2 separate regions of the Homo sapiens genome follow, and region 2 is linked to region 1. Evidence: chromatin loops called from intact Hi-C (ENCODE). Cell type or tissue: MCF 10A. All regions are shown on one strand. Each heading gives the region's core, and the rest is flanking DNA. Links, peaks and the distances in the headings are about the cores only.

What was found. Peaks named below come from ENCODE experiments on the same cell type or tissue, not always from the same donor. Only the 100,000 strongest peaks of a DNase experiment are listed, where the experiment ranks them.
Region 2: it touches region 1 in a loop (10-fold over the local background); 80 of 110 quality-filtered maps call a loop at or near these places.

What each region holds. Positions count from the first base shown.
Region 1 is chr12:94,144,235-94,147,047 of GRCh38, forward strand. No RefSeq gene overlaps it. Among named protein-coding and RNA genes, the nearest start is that of PLXNC1, 2.9 kb to the right of the region's middle. In MCF 10A, for the core only: CTCF peaks have their summits at 1,553 and 1,770; no DNase peak of the experiment used is centred there.
Region 2 is chr12:94,432,956-94,435,768 of GRCh38, forward strand. CEP83 (centrosomal protein 83) reads right to left here. Exons shown (of 17, transcript NM_016122.3): 2 at 2,320-2,372. Among named protein-coding and RNA genes, the nearest start is that of CEP83, 26 kb to the right of the region's middle. RefSeq lists an enhancer at 2,549-2,598. In MCF 10A, for the core only: a CTCF peak has its summit at 1,435 (motif pointing left); no DNase peak of the experiment used is centred there.

The DNA of each region.
Region 1 (2,813 bases), core at 235-2,734:
GAGAAAAGGCTCGAGAGAAACTTCATGACACTAAACATACTCTCTGAGAAGTGTGGTGCTAGAATGCTAAGGTGATGTCCTAGACTTCGCAGTCTCTTAAACATATCTGACATTATATTATGCTATGGCATGCTATGCTATGCTATGCTATGCTATGCTATGCTATGCTATGCTATGCTATGCTATGCTATGCTATGCTATGCTATGTTATGTCTTTTTAGGCAATAGCTCATCCCTCCCTAAAGCAGAGTGAATGCTCTTATTTAGCTTAAAGACAGTCATTGGACTTTGAGTAAAGAGTCATTTTCTTGTACGTTCCACTCCACCCTCCAGTGTACATTTGCACTCTGCTGGCGAATGACCATGAGCTATTAAATCATGACAAAGAAAAAGATGACAACTGTAATGTTGGGAGTGACCCCCAAGTCCCACCTACTGAAGGAACACCACAAGCCTTCCTCACTTTAAACCATGGCATGGGGGCACTATCACCAAGCATAAGAATGCCCAGCAATCGTCTGGGGCCATGTTGGGTGGGCAGAGAGGATGAGGCACTGAGTTCCTTCAGCCACGTCTTAACTGTGCCATGTCAGAGAGACTTTTCATGTTGATTGAACTGTGTCCAACTCATCTCTCAGCACCAATGCGAACTTATTAAACAGCTCTTCCTCTAATCTTTTTTCAACCATCTACTCATCAGCAGACTAGAAAGAAGACTGGCTCATTTCTTTTTCCTGTCAGCCACCAAAAGGGCCTGGGAGCTTTGATAAGGGCCTCGATGTGGAAGACCACATAGATATCAGCAAAACTGTGGAGGAAGAAGTGGTCTGCTTAAAACCTAAGAGGACAATACAGGTACTATTCCACCCACTGGGTGGTATTTCCAAATTCTGCACAGGGGGTTGTAGCTATGTAGATGAGGCTTAGAGAGAATTCACTGACCACCAGAACAAATATTCTCAGTTGCTTTCAATCTCTGCCAGCCAAGTCATGCTACAGACCACTGTCAGATGAAAAAAAAAAAAAAAAAGAAAGAAAATCAGAAAGAAAACTGAAGCACCAATGATAGCCATCTTGTGACTGTGACCAATTGCCTACTGAACAGTTCTTAATGTCCTGGGCCCCAGCAGGAAACCACTGAATCTATAAAGTCCTGTCCACCAGAAATGAGTCTGATTGTGGATGGCCTGGTTAACCCAGATTGCCTTCGGTGCCTGAGGGACTTGATATTTTCTCATTATGAAGACTTTCCCATCTAGTGAACGCTGCAAATAAAACTGCTCAGAATCGGTCTGAACTGCCTGTTTCCGTGGTAGCAGGCCTCTGTCTGGAGGATAAATCTGCACCATCTTCTTTTTTTTTTTTTTTTTTTTGGGTTTCAGCCAGTTGTGTTACAAGGAGTTCCGAAATGTGCTATAAGTGACACCCAACAAGATGGGCTCGGCCAGTTGGAGAGGGAAGCTTTGTCACCAAAGGGACTTGCACCCCTGGGCCAGACGGTGGTGTCCAAGAGAAAGTGATCAAAGAGATACAGAACCCGCATGCCTAAATATTTATTTCAGTTGTTCGTATTTCCCACACTTTTCAAATGTGAACTTGTGTCCTGAAGGTGGAGCTTTAGTACACAAGAAAATTGGGAAGGGGCAAACATGTTTGTACAAAATGGGGGTAGAATCAGCAAAGAATGCATTTATATGCTTCCTCGTCGCCTACGTTTTTCATGCCAAAAAGTTAGCACAGATTCTGATTTCTTTCACCGTAGGAGTCTGCATACAATTAAATGGGAGGCAAAAGAAGCCCACTCTTAAGAGTGGGGCTTATGGTCCCAGTAGAATGGCAGGGAACTGTAGCCATCAAAGCCATTTATACTTCTTGTGGGTAGTATTTTTAAGATGTTGTTTCTTTTTCAAAATGAAGCAGCAATGAACTGAGTAGTGATCAAAATGCCGCACCACAGAGTATGTTTAATCCAAATAGCTCCCAAGATGGTCTGTGACTGATTGTACCAACTCTACGGGACTTAGAGAAATGACTTGGTTACCAGTGAAGTAAAACTATCTCTGGAATGGAATTGAACTGTTGCTTCTCAGCACATAGCGACACTGCCACCGCTGGTTCACGGAGCCAGTGAAGGTCACTGAGTTCTGCATCAGTCACAGGGAAAACTGTCAAAACACCAGCGCATAAATCCCCTACTATGCTGTGGAGGGGGTCTCTGAGCTTCGGATGAGGTTTTTAAAATATTGATCTTCCCACTTCCAGAGGTGCAAAAATTCTGAAAGCATTCCAGGAGGGCAGGGAGTGGGGGAGCAAGGCCAGATATTTTGGAGCAGGTGAAACATCTGACTTGTCTTGCCTGAGATGTCCCGATTAACACCAACTGGGTACTTTAGGCCTTTCCCCTTCTTCCTCCCCTCTCCTTATGGACACTCCAACACCATCATCACAGCACAAAGGGCAACCTCATATCTCGTGGGAAGGCATTTTCTGCCTCCTGCCAGGCAAAGATAATGTTATCCAATTGCAAATGAAAGGCTTATGAATGAAAAGATGACCACTCTGACTTTAGTGTATGAGAGCCACTGCTGAAATGATAGGATCCTTGAACTTCACATCTAGAGCAGAAACTCACACTTCTCTTCTTCTCCCTCCACCTCACCCTTCTTTCCTTAAGCCTTCCAGAACTCCTGCCATATCCCTCAGCACTGGGGAGAACTTGAAGCACTGTTGGAGAAGTTTGAAACCTGCAACCTTCGGCAGGACTCAGCATGGGACAAAAGCCACCTCATTCCTTTCCCTTCCCAAAACAGCAT
Region 2 (2,813 bases), core at 129-2,628, 290 kb after region 1:
CTAATTCTGCTAGTGAAGCTGCCAGGGAAAACTTCACAAAGCAGCAGCTAAAATTAACAAAGGGATGCAAGGAAGAAACATCAAGTGCAAAATAATGGAGATTAAGGAGAAGAACATTAGTGGTGGAGGGCAGAGGAGAGGAGAACACCCTGGGGAGGTAAGGTAGGGCCTAGAAGGCCACATGCAGAAGACTGGAATTTATTCCATGGTCTTGGAGAGCCAGTGAAAGATTTTAAACTTTTAGATGGATAGAAGACATTACGGGGTAGACTCACATTTACATTTCAGAAAAATAAGTCGTTTATTTGCAGAGGATAGATTTGAGGAGGAAGAATAGAAGAAAGAGAAAAAGAAAAGGAGATCAAAGGTCCAGGAAAGTAATAATGAGGGCCTTAACTAAGACAGTAGCAGCAGGTAGTCAATAATCTTGAAAATTAATTTGAAGCCAGGCGCAGTGGCTCATACCTATAATCCTAGCACTTTAGGAGGTCAAGGCAGGCAGATGCCTTGAGCTCAGGAGTTCAAGAACAGCCTGGGCAACATGGTGAAAGCCTGTTTCTAAGAAAAATACAAAAATTAGCCCGGTGTGGTAGCATGTGCCTATGGTCCCAGCTACTCAGGTGGCTGAGGTGGGAAGATCGCTTGAGCCCAGGAGGGTCGAGGCTGCAGTGAGCCAAGATCGCACCACTGCACTCCAGCCTGGGTGACGAGGTGAGACCCTGTCTCAAAAAAAAAAAAGAAAAGAAAAGAAAATTAATTTGGGGGCAGCAAGAGCAGGAGTTAATAATTAGATACCTATACCCATCCCCCAGCAAAAAGTATTTTAATGTCACTAGTTAAAAGGCCTATCAGGAAACCAAGATAGGAAAGCAAAGAATAAACACTAAAATGGAATCCAGTTAAAGTGAAAGAAAGGTTGTTTCAAAGATTACAATTACTTCAAGCACTAATCCTACATAAGAATGAGGAATCCTGTACACTGACCTTTGGCAAATGAATCTTAGTAAACTGCAAATACCATCACTGTAAAACACTCAGAATAACTACCTTTTTTCCATAGGGATTTCATAAGCAGAGGGGCAAACTCTAAAGCTGGCTCTGTCGGGAACAAAGACATAAAATAAGGATTTTGTTCCTTAAATGTCCACCTGCTGCTACTCCTCCTCATTCTTTCCTTCAAACAAATCATCTCTATAGCAACACACTCTTAAAGAATTTGTGGGTGGAAAGCATATGTTTGTGCAAAAATATGAGAACTCAAGAACATGAGCTATTTTATTTTTTCCTTTAATACAAGAGATACACAATCTATTAGGATACAACTAAAAAATAAGAGATATGAAACAAAAAAATGTTTATACACAAAAAAATGTAAAAATTGTACAAATGATAACGCAAATGTTTACATGGAAATTCTTTTTATAGGTTACAATGACACCTTGTGGTAAGACTTTTCAAGTTATACAAATTATCTTAGAAAATATTTTTTACAGCAGAGACGTAAGAAAACCGGTTTAGAAAATAGGAAAGCTCAAAACCATAGTAATGAGTTAATGTGTACAAGTATAATAATACATTTGAAAAGTTAAGGTTGAAAAATCAAACTTTTAAAAATGTCACAATATTAGGTAGGCAAAAGCACTTTACTAACTGTAAATACAAGTTGAATATCCCTTATGTAAAATGCCTGGGACCAGAAGGATTTCAGATTTTGAATTTTTTCAGATTTTAGAATATTTGCATGTACATAATGAGTATCTTGGGGATGGGACGCAAGTCTAAACATAAAATTCATTTATGTTCCATATATACCTTATACATACACATAGCCTGAAGGTAATTTTATTTTTCCCTTGAAGGTGCTTAATAAACTGCGTGTTGTATGCCTGCATTTTGACTGCAACCCATCACATGAGGTCAGGTTTGAAATTTTCCACACGGTGTCATGTTGGTGTTCAAAAAGTTTCAGATTTCAGAGCATTCTGGATTATGGGATTAGGGATCCTCAACCTGTATAAAGCATTATACTAGTCCCTTCACTTGAACTGAAATTATTAAATACTCTTCCTTATTCTCTGGTCCCTTATTCCCATCTTGTAAGAAAAGTCAAGCTGCACCTCTCAAAGCTTCATCTATTACTTTATCTGAATGACACTGAAATTTGCACCCTAGTTCCTAACCTCTCTCTGCTTATGAATCCCCCTCTACTTACATGTTCTCTCTATAACAGAAGCTCAAAGATGGGATTTAAGACAGACTACCCAAAATATGGCACCTTGGCATTTGAGAAAAAAGCAGAAGCAAGAAGGTTTATCTCACCTTCCTCTAAAGTAGGTCATAAGATCCTCAATCCAGAGGTGTCCTCCCTATACCTGTAGGAGAGAAGACACAAAGAGGAATCTGAACAAACAGGACTTACTAAGTTTCCCCCAGTTTGTTACTGCTAGAGCATACCCATTTGTCCTCTAACGATACTTCTGCATGACTGTCCACAAAAAAACAGAGAGACAGACCCTTTGAAAAAAGCAGTTTACTGCTGCAAATGCCACAAGACAGCCAAAAAACTCCAAAGACAAAAGACATGAACTCTCGGGAGCTCTATGGGCCTGTCCATCATCTGAGAAACCCCAGTACTTATCCTGCCAATGCAGGGCAAGATTATATCCCCCTTCTACTACCGCAGCTGCTCCTCTCTTGAAATTGCCACTTCCTGACTGGAGGCCAACCAACTCAAGCCATTTCAGCAACTCCTAACAGAACAACTCTGTTCCAACGGAGAAAACAGCAGCTAATTCAACTGCCTGCAACTCCCT